Linked DNA regions of Homo sapiens: region 2 is linked to region 1. Evidence: read pairs that join two places in POLR2A ChIA-PET (ENCODE). Cell type or tissue: MCF 10A. All regions are shown on one strand. Each heading gives the region's core, and the rest is flanking DNA. Links, peaks and the distances in the headings are about the cores only.

The links. Peaks named below come from ENCODE experiments on the same cell type or tissue, not always from the same donor. Only the 100,000 strongest peaks of a DNase experiment are listed, where the experiment ranks them.
Region 2: POLR2A ChIA-PET joins it to region 1 with 15 read pairs; 9 of 35 experiments call an interaction of 5 or more read pairs at or near these places.

What each region holds. Positions count from the first base shown.
Region 1 is chr2:74,736,784-74,745,998 of GRCh38, reverse strand. The region is part of intron 2 of LOC102724497 (a long non-coding RNA gene); the gene reads right to left. Among named protein-coding and RNA genes, the nearest start is that of SEMA4F, 87 kb to the right of the region's middle. RefSeq lists an enhancer at 4,607-5,806. In MCF 10A, for the core only: no CTCF peak of the experiment used is centred there; a DNase peak (open chromatin) is centred at 5,088.
Region 2 is chr2:74,840,158-74,849,372 of GRCh38, reverse strand. All of the region lies in intron 1 of HK2 (hexokinase 2), which reads right to left. Among named protein-coding and RNA genes, the nearest start is that of HK2, 11 kb to the right of the region's middle. RefSeq lists a silencer at 3,777-4,071. In MCF 10A, for the core only: no CTCF peak of the experiment used is centred there; DNase peaks (open chromatin) are centred at 3,792 and 5,242.

The DNA of each region.
Region 1 (9,215 bases), core at 745-8,744:
GAGGCACACAGGCACACCTTTGTTCAAACAGAAAGGCACCACTTCCTCCTGCAGGTGCAGCCCACACCAGGGCACATAACTTGAGAACAGAGCCTGCACTAGATCCCAGCGCCCACTTTCTTACTTGGTCAGCACCTGTGTGCCGTCCATAAAATGCACACCTGTCCGTGGATGCCCTGGGAACGGCTCAGGGAGAGGGCGTGTGAATCCACCTGTTCTCCCCGGCAGTGGGCAAGCCTAGACCTCCCAGCACGGAGCAGGGACCATGGGTGGGCTTAACTCTGTGGTGGAGGAAGTGGTATTGGAATAAACTTGTCTTTGTGCTGTTGAAAACCAGCCCCTACACCTCAGCGGCCACCCTGCAGTGTAGCCTGTAATTGATTCCTTATTCATACCACGTTGGAATTCCAAGAATCGGTGCTAATAACACCCTTTCCCCTTCTTGCAGCCCGAGCTGTAGCTGGAGAGAGAATGACAAGCTGGGTAGCCTCGGCCACAGGCCCCCAGCTAGAATCCTGACCTGCAGGTTATAATAATTATCAGTAACAGCTAACATTTATGGTGCACATTGCAACTTACCAAGTGCTTTCATGTGCATTCTCTCCCTTGCTCCCTGTCAGGCAGGGATTCCTGGCAGTCCCTTCACAAATGAGAACACAGACTAGCTCTTATGTGTCCAGATGGTTGGTATAGCAGCATGTATTGGAGTTCCCTGGAGCCTGACTACCAGTTTCCCATCCCAGTATGACCATTTCTTGGCTGTGTGACATAGAGCAAGCTGCTTTACCTTTCTGTACTTCAGTCTCTCTATGCATGAAATGGGGATATTAGTAGCTCCCTCGTGCATGAGGTGATGTGGCAGTTAAAACACTTAGAACAGTCAGTGCCTAGCATGAAACAAGTGATCCCAGCATAGAAGCTCTGCTTTCATAGCCTCATCTGGAAAACAAGATCCACCTAAGTGTGCAAAAACCTCACATCCTTTGGCAATCCATTTGTGGCACAAATAAAACTGGATCAGATTGCAGCATCACATTTGAGAAATGTAATTCCTGATAAGTTTCTTGAGCACGACTTAGCCCCCACGAGGCTGGGTAGTCAGAGAAGTTGCCACAAATGCTGTTGACTGTGTTGAGGAGAGCAGGTGGAATGGGCTCTGGCTGGACTGGGCAGTATGTACCCTCTGCACAGAGGTAACTGGCCAAAGGTGCCCATTTTTCAGCAGAAGCCCCAAACCCTGATTTTTAATGTGAAATATCCTGATTTCCAACTTTAGCAACTCAATTTCTTCTAAACACTGTGTGGGCCAGACCAGACGCAGGTGCATGCAGCCAGTTTGTGCCACCTCTCCCAGTGGCCCTCTCTGACTGCCACCCCTGGAGCTTTTAGTGCCTGCGGCCTCACACACTTCTCTCCAGGTTTGTCCTTATCTGTCCCATGATGGAGACCACCCCACTTGGTCCTCTCCTCGAGGTCCTTGGGTGGTAAAATGTCAGCCATGAACATGATGGGTGTTCTACCTGGAGTACTTCAGAGGGAAAATGCCACGGACAATCAAGTACTCAGTTACCATGGAGGATGAAAAAGAATGTGCTACATAAAATAAGATAAAATGAAACATGCTTTGGCATGTGAACATACAATGGGAAGTGTTTTGTCAGCTCCACACAAAGTCAAGATGCCATGTGCTCACTATAATTTTTTTTAATACTTATTTCAGAGGAACAATTTGACACCACATGAAAACCCCTTATTAAGGGGAACTTTAATGTGATCTCTGCCAAACTCTCGTGTTACAGCTAGAGAAGCTGAGAGAGTCCTGCATGAGATCTCAGAGCTGGAACCCAACACGGCGCTGCCATGTGCTCACTCAGCCCATTCTTCATTTTCATGTGCAATGCCTGCTTTCCAGGGTCTGAGATTTCCCTCCTTGAGGCAGATCCATGTATGTCATCCCAAGCATGTTCTTATGAGGCACTTACTGCGAGTGCAAGATAATAACACAGTAGCTTTCATTTGTAGGGTGCCATATATGGTCATCCAAGGACCCTCGTGTGTTTTTCTTTCCTGACAGGGGCATGAGACATGAACGCAAAAACCCACGCCCAGGGTCAGGAGAGCTGGGCTGTCGTCTGCACCACTAACAAGCTGTGTGACTTTGTGGGAGCTATTTGGCCTCTTCAGCCTACTCTCTTCTTTTCTCATTTTGGATAATACCAGCCATGCCTTAGTATTGGTATAATTATTATGAGCTTTCCCCAGCTACTGGTTGAAGACATGAGGCTCTGACTCCAGTCTAAGGATGCTTCTTGACTGACACCTTGAAAAATGACACAAGGACCCTGAATCCACCAAAGAGGAGAGTTGCACACAGAGAGACATACACAGGCCTGCACGCACATCCATGTCCTGCCAGGTGGGGTAGGCAGAAGGCTGCTGAGAAGGTGGCCCTCAGGAACCCACCCCTGGCAGCTACCACAGTTCATTGCCCCGTGTGCCAGACTTAAGGTCACCCAGGCCTTCCTGGAGCTGAGGGTCAGCAAACGCCTTGGCTGGGGCTGGCAGCCCCTCTACTCAGCTGGCTACGGGCATGGGATGCCTTCTCCTTGACTTCTGAATCTATTTGGCAATCCTGGTACAGGTTGAGACCAGACTTTTAGTAGTGAGTTAGAGAGACAATGATCTCAGCAAGACCGAGGCAACAGGATTAGAGCTGAAGCCGGTCAAGAACCGCACCTGTGCTCACATGTGTGCCAATAAAGTTAAACAAGCTAGTAGTGTTTATACTTGAGGGGATCAACTTTGGAATTAGAAAGGATTTTCCAGAAGGGGACAGCCAGGAACTGAGGAAGAAGAACTTTTGAGAGAATATATGGCAGGGACAGAGTAGCCTGCGCCCTAGGCTAACTGTACCATTGGATCCTAATTAACTTGGGAACATATCTTAGTCTTATGGACTATTGTTCCCTCCATTTACAAGGAGGTATAATACTAGCTGACATTTAGTAAATGCTTGCAACATCCCAGGTGCTATATTAAGCACTTTGCATGTGTGTCTAATTTAATCCTCACAATGAATTAGGGTTCTATTATAATTCCCATTGCCCAGATGCAGAAACTGAGGTTTACAGAAGTTTAGTTATTTGCTACCATAAAGGAGTGATACATTTTGCAGGGGAAATCTTCACAGAAGTGGTGACGTTGAAGCTGTCTTAAAAACCAAGTAGCTATTTGTCAAGTAGGCAGCACCAAGAAGAGGAAAGTGGACAGGGGGGCACTTTAAGAAGAGGGATCAGCTTGTAGCAAAGCTCAAAAACAGGAAATGACCTGGAAAAGCCCACTGGGATTAGACTGTGAAAGGCTATATAGGGAGTTGGACAATCATGCATCATTGGAATCTTTTTGGTAGGAGAGTCACAGGATCAGATTGGTTGGGTGGACTAATGATTTTATAGTGTCTTTTGGAATAATGTTTTATCTTCTTCATTTATTATGGCTACAACTTACTCTTTTTTTTTTTTTTTTGAGATGGAGTCTCACTGTGTCATCCAGGCTGGAGTGCAGTAGTGTGACCTCAGGTCACTGCAACCTCTGCTTCCCAGGTTCAAGCGATTCTCCTGCCTCAGCCTCCTGAGAAGCTAGGACTACAGGCATGCGCCACCACACCCAGATAATTTTTGTATTTTTAGTAGAGACGGGGTTTTGCCATGTTGGCCAAACCTGACCTCAAGTGATCCTCCCGCCTAAGCCTCCCAAAGTGCTGGGATTAAAGCTGTGAGCCACCGCGCCCGGCCAATTTGATCTTAATTCTCCACCAGTTGCATCTTACTCCCTATTTTATTACCCTAGTGTAGTGTATATTTGTGCCACCTATTTAAATCCTCTTGGGAAGGAGACAAGAAATAAACACCTACTTACTTATAAATACATGAGGACGTACACCATATAGGTGGCATGCAGATCAGGGAAGAGAAGATGTCAAGAGAGACCAGGAAGAGGGCATTGGAGAAACAGACAGAGTAGTAAAGAGATGGGTCACAGAAGCCAAGAGGAGAGAGCATTAGAAAGAGGGAGCAGCTGGCTGGCAGCATGTCACATGTTGCCAAGAGGTTAAATTGGATGAAGACTAAAAAAAGGCCTTGGGATTGAGCGATGAGAAGGTCACCAGGGACCACAAGGACACTTCATTGCCCTATTGCATCAGACACAAATGAGAGATGAAGAAGTGGAAGCAGCAAGGACAGACATACAAGTTCAAGAAATTTGTAAGCAGGAAGAAAAAAGAACCGTGGATTAAGTGAGGGGAGGAGGCTTTTATTTTCTTGTTTTGTCTTGTGGTTTTTAGGGAGTGGATGCAAACACAGATGGGAAGGTAAGCTTCAACAGGACACTGCCAGGAAGAAGCATGAAGAAAGAGATAAACCCAGAGGCGGAATGAACCCTTTGGCAGTGGAGATATCTGACCATGGAGATGGTGAGAAAGCTCAAATCTCAGTTCTGGCTTTCCTTTGCATTTATAGCTGAAGGACTGACATGTGCATGGTGATTGGAGGAACCCAAGAAGTGAGTTTCTATCCTTTCCCCTACAGAAATACTGTGGGAGGCATTGCTCCAGAGGTAGACTCCTGGCACTCCTATTCCTGCCCCGCACCCTCACACACACTCAGTGCACGTCCCCAGGGACAGTCCCTTCTCTGGGCCTTATTTTTCCTGCCTGAGGCTCCTGGTGGGAGTGATGCTACCTTGGGGGAGTCTCAGGAGAGGAAGTGGAGCACACAGGCAGGAGGGAAAAAAGGAGGGAGGCAGGAAGAGCATAAACCAGGGCTCGGCTATGCCAGCTCAAGGCTCAGGAATTCCATATTCTAATTCCAGCTTCTCTTAAAGGGCTGGGTTCTCTCTGATTGATGGATAATTCCTGTTCTGCCTATTCTGCAATCATGCTTCCATTTCCATTCCAAAGATGAACCCAAAGAAACTTGTATCCAAAAAAAGGCTTAAAAAGTAGTGGTGACTCGGAAGGGCGAGGCCCGTGGCTGCTGGCAGCATATATGTCATGCCACCTATTCCTGCGTGCTTACATAATCGCAGTGCAACCGTGACTCACAGCCCGACAGCCAAGCTGAAACGTGATTAAGTCCTACAACCCTTCTGCCTGGAGCAGGGCAGGGCATGCTGTTTAACCCCTCTGCTGCCACAGCCTGGTGAGAAGGTAGTGCCCTTCGGTAGAAGAGCTCCTCCAGATGGATGAGTCCAACGCATTGGGAAAGGACCCCTGACCTGCATAAATACTTCTCTGAGACAGCAGCAAAAGGTCTTTCATTCCACAGATACAAATATTCCTGGGAGAGGTGACACATGGAATCCCTGCGTTTTAAAGCTGAGAAAACTTTAGACTTACCCAAGTTGAGTCATCCCCTTTAACAGACGAGGCTACCGAGGCCCAGTATCTAGTGAGAGATTAGTGACCACTCAAGGTCACAATGTGAGATAGCAGCAGAGTGGGGACTTGAACCTGGGTCTCCTGGCAGCAAGTCCAAAATGTGGTAGCCCTGACAACCCATTGAGAAGATTGCCCCTCTATATTCCAGGCTGCCAGCCAAGTGGTTCCGCACTTCACAGTAGCCTGCGTGCACCTGCTGTCTTCATACAGCCCTAGCAAGAATGACCCCAAAAGGGTTGTTCCTTAATCTCCAAGCTCCACTTAAAAGTCTCACAACTGGAGTTCTGGGGAGAACAGTATTTGGATTCAGGTCGAATCTCCAGCTCTGGAGTCTGTCCACATGGATGTGGTTGTGTCTGACACTTCCTAGCTCAGTGACTTTGAGCATCTATTTGAGTCTCAGTCACCTCATCTGTGAAATGGGGATAAAAACAGTAGTGCTGTTGTGAAATCATTGAAATAATTTGTCAGAGGTGCCTGTCACAGTGCCTGGCATGCAGTAAGTGCTCACAAGTGGTAGCTGCTACTCCAGTGTTAGAAGCACGGCTGCCTTCACGAACGACAGGGAGTTCCCGCTGGAAGCACTCAGAGAATGCTGCCTTCAGGCTGACCCCCAACACTCACAGGCTTCATGATAATCTCAGTGCAGAGCTTCTCTATAAAGACCTCAAAGCTCCACCAGCCAGCTAGACACTGTGTGACCTGAATCCTGTCCAGGCCCCTGCCTTGCTGTTGCTGACATCCAGATGAAAAGATCTGGATTGCCACATCCTACCTGGTGTTATCTCTGGCAGTGGCAGCAAAGGATTGTCTGATGGGGAATGGCTCCACAAAAGGTTAAAATGCCATCCCCTTCCCCAAATGTCTGTCCTGGTTTCACTTAATAACCAAATGATTCTGTCATCCAAGGGTTCATCTAGATAAATGATTGCAAACAAATCTTTTATTTTTATAATTGTCCTATTGAAACATGTTTAAAGCCTGTATTCTAGGGGAAGGGAAGCTATAAATATTAACAGTAGTGAGAGAAGCACTGGACTGGGGACAGCAGGAAGAGGGGAAGGGAGGGTGAGGGGATGGCTTGAAAATAGAGAAGAAAGTAAAAGCCTGCACACTGAATGGTTAGACCCCCTCACCCTTCCCCTGCTTATTTCCAAGAATGCTGGCAATCAGGTTCATATCCTCCAGCAAAGAGACTAGAGAATCTTAATCTGGAAAATTGAATCATACTGGAAGAAAGCCATACAGATCCTACAGATACTGACATTTGGAAGTGTCTCAGTGCAAAAATCCTGTCATTGCACAAATGTACTGTAGCAGTTGGCCTCAACCCTATCAGACTCAACACCTTCTTTTTTGTTGTTGTTTTTTAACAGCTTTATTGAGGTATAATTGATATTCAGTAAAGTGCTCATGATTAAGATGTGCAATTTGGAAATTTTTGACATATGCATGCACTCATGAAATGATCACCAAAATCAAGATTTAAAAACACAGCCATTCCCCAGAAGTTTCCTTGTGCCATTCATTGCCATTCTCTGTCCCAGTTTCCATTCCCAGGCAATCACTGATCTTTTGGTCACTATAGGGTTAGCTTACATTTTCGAGAATTTTATAAAAATTGAATTATATGACATTTGAGATGGAGTCTCCCACTGTCACCCAGGCTGCAGTGCAGTGGCATAATCTCTGCTCCACTGCAGCCCTCACCTCCCACGTTCAAGCAATTCTGCTGGCTCAGCCTTCCAAGTAACTGGAATTACAGGCACCCACCACCACACCCGGCTAATTTTTGTATTTTTAGAAGAGACATAGTTTTGCCCTGTTGGCTAGGCTGGTCTTGAACTCCTGACCTCAAGCCAGGAGGTCAGGCTCGATCATCAGGTCAGCTGATCTGCCTGCCTCACCCTCCCAAAGTGCCGGAATTACAGGCATGAGCCACCAGGCCCGGCCAATATGTCCTCTTTTTGTCTGGCTTCTTTCAGTCAGCATAATTATATTTTGAGATTTGACCATGTTGCAGGTACCTTCAACTTTCTTTTTAAAGCAAAAATATTGAAATACCTCTTTTACTATGTGAAATTAAATTCATAGTTAAAATAATCAACCTACACATTATTTTCTTTAAATTATAATGTCCTTACGAAGGAGAAAAAAAAGGAAAGTAGTTCACGGCCCAAGATGGTTTACTAAGTAGGCACATGGGCAGCATACCTGGGAGACATAATGAAACAGTTAGATGCTTTCATTTTTTACAATGAACAGTCCAACCTTAAAAGAAGTTAGACCATATTCAACTGAATATTGTTGATACCATTGTTCATTTTATTTTGTCATATTTCTTATATTTGCCATCTTGAAATAAGATCTAAGTTAGTGCATTGGAACCCCTCTGGGTAAGAGGGACAATTGCAAACCTAATTTTTGCAATTGTAAAAATTATCTGCATATTTGATCATGAGCAGTGCTGTTGCCATTGACATGTTTTTCTAAATGGTGACAACCCTTGGTTAAGTTCTAAACAAAACAAAGTCCAGTCTCCTCTCAATTTACATAGTAGCTGCATTTTAAAAAATCACAGGGTATGTTAAATCCATGTGAAAAAAGTATTTGTATTTATATATAAAGCAGAGCTGATATCAAGAATCAAATCATTATAAAGAGCTTTTCACCCACATAACTGTGCAGTAGGACATAGAATAGGACACAGACAGGGTTGCCAGATTTGGCCCATAAACATATAATATTTGAGACATACTAATACAAAAAAATGTATTTGTTGTTTATCCAAAATTCGATTTTAACTGAGTGTCCTTTATTTTAGGTGGCAGCCCTAGATACAGGACAATCTTTGTTTTGTGGAACTGTCCTGCAATCCAACTAGCATTCTTGTCCCCCACATATTAAATGTTAGTAGGCCCCCCAATAACTGTGATAACTAAAAATCCTCACAACTTTCCAAACTGCCCAGGAGCTGCCCCTACTGAGAACCACGGTCCTACAAAGGAGATCACCAGAAGCAAGCCCTACCCCTGCCCATAGAGCCCACATCAGATTCTTAGTGATTGACTCAAATATTAATGAATGGTTAAGGATCCATAGACATCTGAAAAAGACCCCCAAGGTGAAAAACAAAGGCCAGAACAGACAGAGAAAAGGGACTTGAAGAAAAGAACAAGAAGAAAAACAACTTTAGAGGAAAAACTGTATGTATTCTTTGGAGAGATAATAGCAAGAAGAGGATGCTATAGAAGGAGGAGGAGGAGAAACAGGAAACCTATCAGAGAAGTTGGAAATTAAATATGATAGCCACAGTCAAAAAAAAAGTCAATAGGGAGGGTGGAAGGTAAATTCAAGGGAGTCTCCCCAAAAACAAAACAAAATAACTAGGAGGTAAACAATAGGGAAAGAAAATGAGCCAGAAAATTAGAGGATCAATTCAGGGAGTCCAATATTCAAGTAATAAGAATTCTAGAAAGAGCAAACAAAAACTTGAGAGAGAAGAAATTTATCAAACAAATAATAATTTTTAAAAATGCTTCAAACAAAAAGATTAAAAGAGCCCATCAGGTACCAGAAAAAGAATATAACTTCTGCCATGATCATATTTTAGAACACCAAGGAGGAACAGAAGTTTCTAAAGAGAAAAAAAATTACATCCAAATAACTAAGAATAAGAATGGCCACTTCTTAACCGTAACAGAAAAAGCTAGAAAACATAAAGCACTGCTTTCCAGGTTCTGAAAGGAAAAAAATTATTTTCAGTCTAAAATTC
Region 2 (9,215 bases), core at 689-8,688, 100 kb before region 1:
TCTTCAGCAAGGGTTAGATCAGAGCTTCCTCATTGGGTAATTTTGGTCAGTTTCAGTTTTTCCCATAACATACCAGTCTGACATGCCCACTTCCTCTACAGAATTGGGGTTGGTGTCAGGGGAAGCCCTAAAGACAAATTAACCCCATACTCTCTAGGAAATAAGATAATACCCAAAATGGGAAGCCATTAACACCCATCCCCTTAAGTACCTGCATTTTCCTCCAGACCAGCACTTAAAAAAGGAGAGGAAATTGTGTCACTGTCACAAAGCAACAAATGGAGAGAACAAAAGGGGACATTCATGGAGGCTCCACTTCGAAGTATGCAGTGTGCAGGGTGGGCCATACACAGTCCTGGCCAGGTATGGGGAAGCCCAGGAAGGAAAGGCCTGGAGGTGACTGCAAGAAAGGGATCTCAGAGAAACCAGGCCCATCGGGGAGCAGCCTCGACCCAGGTCACACAGTTGAAACTAGAATCTGGATCACCTGGATGAATGTCAACCCTTCTGGCCCAGAAGCGCCCATCTCATTCTGCAGGCCCAATGCAACTGAAAGACTGGTGCCACTGCCTGGATCCTGAGCCCACCCCATCTGGTCCCTGTGGGAACCTGGCCTTGATCAAATTATTTACATCCAGAAGACAGCAATATTCCAATTTTGACAGTTTTTATATGAAGTACTACAGATCCTACCTTGAGTAAGGTACTCAAGGGTTTTAAAAGGGAAGTGTAGACGAAACGAAACCTTAAATTTCAATGTCTAAGTCTGTAAGATCCGTATCATTCAATCCCTGAATCCTGACTACTGTTGCAACCCCAGCATCTTCCATGTTATGGCATTTATGGAACAGCTATTAAATACAAAGCACTAGTGTACAGAAACATAATTTTACAAGAAATTAATTCTGGAAATGAATAGTGGTGGTAGTTGCACAGCAATGTGAATAACACACTTAATGCCACTAAATTGTACACTTAAAATGGTTAAAATGGTAAATTTTGTGATTAATATTTTATTACAATTCTTAAAAATTTTAAGAAATCAACAGCCCTGCTCTCTAGGACTTTATATCAAAGAAGCTGGCTCATATTATAGATCAATGAGTGTCTCTAGAATGCGTGGAGAGATGAGTCTTGTCTAATAAGAATGTCGGGCACAATACAAGGCAGCCCATGGGAAGTGTCACAGATTTAAGTGGCCTGAGAGACTGGCAATCAAAGGGGATACTTTTGGAGCTCAGCCACCTTAGCAGATAAATGCTTACCTAGAGACAGCAGTGTGAAAAGGCTCAGGAGGCATGGGCAAGCCCCTAAGACCCTGGGAAATTACCAATTCCAGGAACAGAAAGCTCCTCACCTTCACAACATTACATTAGCTCCCCATGAAATGCTTCATAGGTTTAGTTCTATCACTTTTAATCAAGGGCTCACAGGAAAGACTATAAAGACCACTGCACCAGGTAAAGCTGCTGTGTCTTTCACTAATGCTTCCCTAGCCATTCAGTCCCCAGTAAGGGTTAGTGTCAGGAGAAAGTCTGGCTGCCCAGACACACTGTGCTACCTGTTATAGGCCGATGGGATGAAAACGACTGACTCAAAGAGAACTAACTATCCTTTTTGCCTTGACTGTCAGGAAGCTTGGAGCTTCGTCAAGTTTGTTTAACTTTAGAGACAGAGTCTTGCTCGGCTGCCCAGGCTGGAGTGCAATGACGCAATCATGGTTCACTGCAGCCTCAAACTCCTAGGCTGCAGCCTTAAACTCCTGGGCTCATGATCCTTCCACTGCAGCCTCCCAAGTAGCTAAGACTATAGGTATGCACCCTCGTACCCAGCTGATTTTTTTAATTTTATTTTTTCTGTAGAGACAGAGTCTCACTGCGTTGTCCAGACTGGTCTCAAACTCCTGGCCTTAAGCAATCCTTCCATCTTGGCCTCCCAAAGTGCTGGGATTACAAGCATGAGCCACCACACCTGGCCTGTCAAGTTTTTCAGTAATCATCTCGCCAGTTTGATGACTCTCGTTCTAGAAATCTTTTTACTGAAAGCTGAACCAAATCACTAAATCCTTTTAGTAAGCAAGCAGAAAATACATAATACATGAATAAGCAAATGTTCATCACTTGTGTCTGCAGGGCACACCCTCCTGGTAGAGGGCTGAATTCAAGTGATCACATAGGATAAGAAAGTTACTCCACAAGCATAGAAGCATCAAAGCAAAGGATGCAGGATGCCTGTGGCACAGCTGAACTTTGTCTCCCCAGTCTTGGGATATTTCTAATTGATTATCTAGAACCGTCTCTCCAGGTGCCCTAGATGACCACAGCTAAAAATCCTACCTTTTAGTTTCTAGACCCTAGAAGACCAACTGATTGAACTTCACCTTTCTTAACATGCATGTTCTTGTCCTGAAGATACAATCGGGTCATCTATATATTAGGTCAACACTCCTATTTGGCCCCTTTGACAGAAACTTAGAAAGGACCATACCTTCTGGAAGTCAGGGGCCTTATTATGACTACTTTCGTCTGCTTTAAATCAACCACAGTCAAAACAGGGTGGTGGGATGGGCACAGTGGCTCACACCAGTAATCCTAATACTTTGGCTGAGGAGGATCATTTGAAGCCAGGAGGTCAAGGCTGTAGTGAGCCATGATCACGCTGCTGCACTCAGCCTGGGCAACAGTGCAAGACCCTGTCTCTTAAAAACAAAAACAAGCCAGAGTGGTGCAAGAGATAGTATACAGCAACAAGAATGCACCACCTACCACTACATGCAACCACATAGATGAATCTCAAAATACAGTAAAACACTGGCTGAAAAATGCCAGACACAAATGGCATCTTTTATATCCTGTATGAGTCTATTTATATTAAGTACAAAAACAGACCTATGCTGTTAGTCAGGACAGTGATTACACTTGATGGTGGTGGTGGGTAGGAGAACACGGGGCTGGTTCAGGTAATGATCTGTTACTGGATCTGGATGGTGGTTACCTGCTGCTTTCAGTTTCCCATGTGCATTATACTTCAATTCAAAAGACGCTGGAAAAAAAAGGCAGGTTGCACTGACTTGGCCCAAGTTTACCCACTATACACAGTCAAAGAGCCAAAGAAGATTAAAGAGGTCAAAAGAGGCCAAACAAAGAGAGATCCATCATTTAAATCTGGCCACACAAAGACTTCCAGTGACTCTGTGCTGACACATGCTTGCAACTTAATTTCAAAAGAATTTCATATTTTTGCATTATTCCTTTGCCAGTGTTTTACCACAACTCTCTGACAAGGAAACCAAGACTTGGAGAAGCCTCCCCAAATCACAGGCCTAGTCCCTGAAGACCCATAGCATCCAGTGACCAGCCGAGTGCCCTAACCTAGGGCACAGGTGTGCCCACCCTGGGAAAGCCAAGCAACTGCTGTCAGTGACCTCATTAATAATAATGCCCTCACAGACTCCTCCTGGGAAGGCTGAGGCTGTACAAAGAGCAGCAAGTTTATTCTACAAAGTTGCCAGGGCAGGGCCAGATGTTTCTGATAAAAGAAAAAAAGATGAGCCGGGGGGAAGACACACAGCAGAACATGGATTCTGTAAGTCTCCTGTCCTCTGAAAGCCCATGAACCGAAACTCAGATCTCCTATGCCACTTCTTCAGATGGGACAAGGAACTTGTCCTCGCCAGGGCAGCCATGCCACCTCAGGCCAATGCCAGCTCTGACACACTGCAGACTCACAAACCCGAGGCAGCGGGTAAGCGCAGAGCTGACCAGGGAGGCATACGGGCCACTCCTCCAGGATCCTGTTGCAGCGGTTGTGAGTCACAGGGCTTCCTGTTCTTCCAGTTCTCAGTCTCAGCTGCATCAAGTTACAGCCAGACAGACCTTAGGCAGCAGCACCTGTCCAGGGTCCAGGAGATGGGCATTTGGGACACCCGGCCCAGGGTCCTCCTGTCCTCAGACATTCTGTTCTGACTGCGGAGCAGCAGAGCAAAGGGGGATTATGTCCCAGATGCATGTGACCCTGGCACAGTTCACCTGCCAACAGATATTGACTGAGTGCCAAGTTGAGTGTGCCAGGGCTGGGCACTGAGGATACTGGGATAAAGGAGACACCAGCCTCTGCCAGGAAGGGGCTGAGTCTATTGGCAGAAGACAGATACATTAACAAGTAATTACAAACTGACAGGAAGGGCAGAACAGTAGGCAGTTTCCTTTACATTAATAAAATATGGATTTACAATCACTTAAATCACATACATCAATGTGAATCTGAGGAGTGTTTGTCTTGAAATGGTTAGAAATGTGTATGTGTTGGCCTCACTGCCCAAAATGTCCCCTCCCCTTGTCTAACAAACTCCCACTGACCCTCCATAGCCCAGCATAAATGGCCTCTCTGCAGTCATAGCAGCAGCTATCTCAATACTAGGATATAATAGGTGCTCAAGAAACCTTTGTTATAGTTATACACAAGGGGCTATGGGAACACCAAAGAGAAAAGTTGACAAGTAACTTGGTGAAGGGGAAGAGCTGGCTACTCCCGACTGACCAGGTGCTCTGTGTCGGGCCTTGCTCTTCAGGCTGGCGCCCACACTGCATGGGATCCCCGCAGCAGCATGGTTTCCTCCCAGTCCACCTGTCTGCCCTGCCTAGGATGCTAGGTCCCTAGAAGTCAGACTCTGCCTACCCCTCGACAGCCCCAGGCCAGGGACCAGAATCTGCCTCTGAGCCTCTTGCCCCACAGTGGCATCTGAACTCCCCACTCCTGTCTGCTGCCAGCGGTCCACTTGCTGGATCAAATACCTCTGGGTCTGTCCCAGTCTGCCCCATCCACCCCAAGATCACACCCACCACAGGCAAGGTACCCACACTTCCCTGCTTACCCAAGACAATCTCAGTTTACACCTGTGGTCATGGCATAACTACTGATAGTGCTTTCCTCCATTTTCAAAAGCGGCCCAGTTTGGACAATTAGGGCATCCCCCTAGATACAGCTAAGTAAATCCTGCCTTTGATCTTGGGAAACTGACACCTAAAATGATAAGAGTTCATGCTGCACAAACTGTGTTTTAAAAAAACATGATGGGGATCAAGAAACTGGGTTCCAGATCTGGGGCTTATCCTATGTGAGCTTGGGCTGGTCCCTTAGTACACAACATCTGGTTTCCTTAACTGTAAAATGAAGGGTTTGTTTAGACTACATGGTCCCAAAGGTCCCTTCCCAGCTGATACCTGACTCATAACCCCATGAAACTGAAACATAAGTGAAACTGAAACATAGTTGTCCCAGCAGCTTTGTGCTGGGGGTTAAGGGCACTGGCTCTGGAGTCACATTGCCTGGGTCTGGATTCTGGCTTGCCCTGGGGCAAGGTACTATCCTATTTTGTGCCTGGTCTCTTCATTTGAATAATAGATAATAACAGGACCTACCTGGAGGGCAGCTTGAGGGTGGCCTGAGTTACTACACACAGAGCTGATGGGAAGAGGCTACAGGACTTCATGGAGGGGACTGAGACAGAAAAGTTTGGGAGGAAACAGGAAGCAGGAAGAGGAAGTCCCTCAAATGGGAAAGAAGGAAAAGTGGCAGTTTCGAATGCCCTCATTTAACCCTAATTAAAGCTGTCAGATGGTTCATCTGGCTTTATTCCTTCAGACAATATGGAGATGCCAGAAGGAAGGGATTGGGAAAAAGGCCTTTTAAGAACATGGACCACCTCCAAGCATCCAGGGCAGAAATGGTGGAAAGGCAGGAAGGCTGAGTGGGCAGGAGGTGGGTGGGCCCCAAGGGCTTCCAGAGCCAGTTTCTCAGAGCCTGACTCACTCTCCTGGTTAACGCTGAGATAAGATTTAACCAAGGCAGGAAAGAATGTCCGGGAAATGCTTAGAGATCCATCTGCAAACAAAATGAGTGACCACCCCTAAAAGAGGGCAGCATTTTAGGGGAAATGAGATTCTCTGTTCACAGGAACAGGGCCAAGACTCCTGACTCCTGACGTGGATAAGGCAACGGCTGTTCAAGAGGTGGGATGGAGGGTATGGGTTGCACATGCAGAATCCCCCTGGGCTTCGTGAAGAACCCAGGGCACCCTGGGCTCAGCAGGAAGGAACACACTCAACAGCCCAGGGTCTGTATATGAGGGGCAAAGAGCTGACTGCCAAATCCCAGGATGCCCAGGGAACCTCACCCAATCTGCCGAAAGAATGTGAGAATGGCCATTCCCTTCTGTGAAATTCCAGGGGTCGGTGGGGCCAAACCTATCATGGCGGGTCCTGTGACTCTTCAGCACAGGGCACTGCAAATGATTTCCCCTGTGGAAAGCCAGGTCTGGGAGAGATGTGAGGATGAGTGAGCAAGTATTTAACTGACAAACTCCACAGCAGAAGAATATGAAATCCCAAGTAAGCAGCCTCCACAATGCCCTCTGAAGCCTCTGCTCTTCTCTGGGTTAGTTACCGGGGAGACAGAGGTTAGGGAAAAGGAGCTGGAACTAACCCTGTGATCATTCAGCACAACTGTGTCTCCTGCGACATCGCAAGGATGCTTCAACCTGAAGTGCACTAATGTCCCAGGCATCCCAGAGACCTCGAATGGGGGAGCCACCTCTGTAGAGGACCAGAAGAAAAGCAATTTAGAGGAAGAGCTTAAGGATGGATCTCCTACGCCCAGGAAAGAGAAGGTTTTAGAAGCACGGTGGACGCATCCTTCTTCCCTGGCTTCAGGAACTTTCCATCCTTCTGACTTCTCTGTCCTCTGATTCAATCCAACGTCACACAGAGACACAAATGGACCTGAAACCACTTACTCTAAAAGAAGCTCTTGGGAGTTATCCAGGGTAAAGCAGGGCCTCTTTTTGCTCCTGTCCAGGCGGACGGTGCAGTGGGACATCTAAGACTGTGTCTCTCCCTATGTACAGATGCTCCGACTTACAATGAGGTTATGTCCCGATTAGTAAGTCAAAAATGCATTTCGTACACCTAACCTACCATCGAACACAAAGCCTATTTTACAATAAAGTGTTGAATATCTCATGTAATTTATTGAATACTGTACTGAAAGTGCAAAACATAATGGTTATATAAATACTGAAAGTACAGGTTCTACTGAATGCGTATCACTTTTGTGCCATTGTGAAGTCAAAAAAAAATCAAGTTGAACCATTGTTAAGTACCAATACTTAATACATAAAGCATTGACTATATGTCAGGCACAGTTCTCAGAGCTTGACACCTGTTAACCCTCTTTCTCTTTCATTCTTACAACTACTCAATTAAAGTGTTATCCAAACAATCTTTGCATTTTATAGGGAAAAGAAACTGAGGCCTAGACAGGTAGAGTAACTGACCCAAGCTCACACTGCGTGTTATGCAGAAAGCCAGAGTTCAACCCCAGGGAGCCTGACTCCAGCTCATCAAACAGCCTCTCCCAGTAACTGTCAGGCTGTCCCTCAGTGGATGTCACTGGCCTACCTCCTCTGCTCCCCAGCTCAAGTGCCTTCTGAATTTCCATTACACCAGCTCACATGCCTGTCTTGTTGGGAAGCCTGGCTCATGCCCAGCCTCCATGGAAACTACAGCAGCACCAGGGTGAGCATCTTCCAAGGGCAACTGACTAAACTCCTCTTGCTGGCTTTCTGGAGCACTTGTATTGCCCACATTTCTCTGGTTGAGAATACAGAAACAGCAACTAGCTCCCGTTCCCTGGAAACCTGCCCCCCAGCAAGGAACTGTGGGCATCTGCAGACTGCTGTGAACTGTAGACCTCATCTTAAGTTCGTCTTTTGTAGAAGCCCATTTCCCACCATGACGGTCACAAGACATGGCACACTGTTGACAACTCAGGGCTCTGATCCCAACTAGGGCTACTAACTTGCTGTATGACCATCAGCAATACACCTGAAAACTGAAGGGGGTGGCAGGGATGGACCATGTTCTTCTAAAGCAGTTTCTCAAATTTGACACTGTAGACATTTTGGGCCAGGTAATTTTTTGTTGTGGGGAGCTATCTTGTGCATGGTGGAATATTCAGCAACATTCCTAGCCTCTGCTTACTAGATATCAGTAACACACACTCACCCAAACCTGCCTCTGCTTACTAGATGTCAGTAACACACACTCACCCAAACCTTTGTGACAACCAAAAATGTCTCCAGACATTGCCAAAGTCCACTGGGGTATAAAATCACTCCTACTTGAAAACTACTGCTCTAAATGAAGAATTTTAAAAAGATAGGCTTTGTCTCTGGAAATTTGAGTAAGGTGGAAATTCTTGCTCTTTATGATAGGCTGGGATAGCCCCTCACAAAAAACGTATCTGTCCCAAAATGTCAATAGCACCAAGGCTGAGAAAACTGCTTTAAAGATAAGCAGAAAGAGCCACTCCAGCACAAGGAAGCATGGTGTGTGATCCACAGAGTGTGATATGAAGACGTGTCCAGTGAGCTATGGGGATTTAATTTGCCACATCCCAACCCCCACAGCTTTTTTTTTTTTTTTTTTTTTTTTTTGAGACAGAGTCTTGCTCTGTCGCCCAGGCTGGAGTGCATTGGTGCGATCTCAGCTCACTGCAAGCTCCACCTCCCGGGCTCAACTGATTCTCCTGCCTCAGCCTCCCAAGTAGCTGGGACTACAGGTGCCTGCCACCACGCCCGGCTAATTTTTTTTTTTTTTTTTTGTATTTTTAGTAGAGACGGGGTTTCACCGTGTTAGCCAGGATGGTCTTGATATCCTGACCTCGTGATCCGCCCGCCTTGGCCTCTCAAAGTGCTGGGATTACAGGCGTGAGCCACCGCGCCCGGCATAACCCCCACAGCTTTGAAAAGGCAAAGACAGACTACGTACAGTGTTGGAAAACAAACCAAACCTGCTGACTTCAAAGCTCAACGATGATAATGAGGAACGTCTTATCAAGATGTGGTCTTTTAAACCGGAAGTATCTGAACAAAGGAAGCCAGTTTTCTGGGGCTCCAAGTTCTTTCAGTTCATCAGATCTCCTTACTCCCATTGCCAACTGTGGTTTGTGTTGCTCTGATTCCCCCCTTGGAAAAGGACCTCCAATTGCCCCAAACTCCCCAGAGTACTGGAAAAGTTCAACTTTGAAAAGTGATGTTTAAAAAAAAAAAAAAAATGCCTGGCGCGGTGGCTCACGCCAAAGTAATCCCAGTACTTTGGGAGGCCTAGGCAGGTGGATCATGAGGTCAGGAGATAAGACCATCCTGGCTAACACAG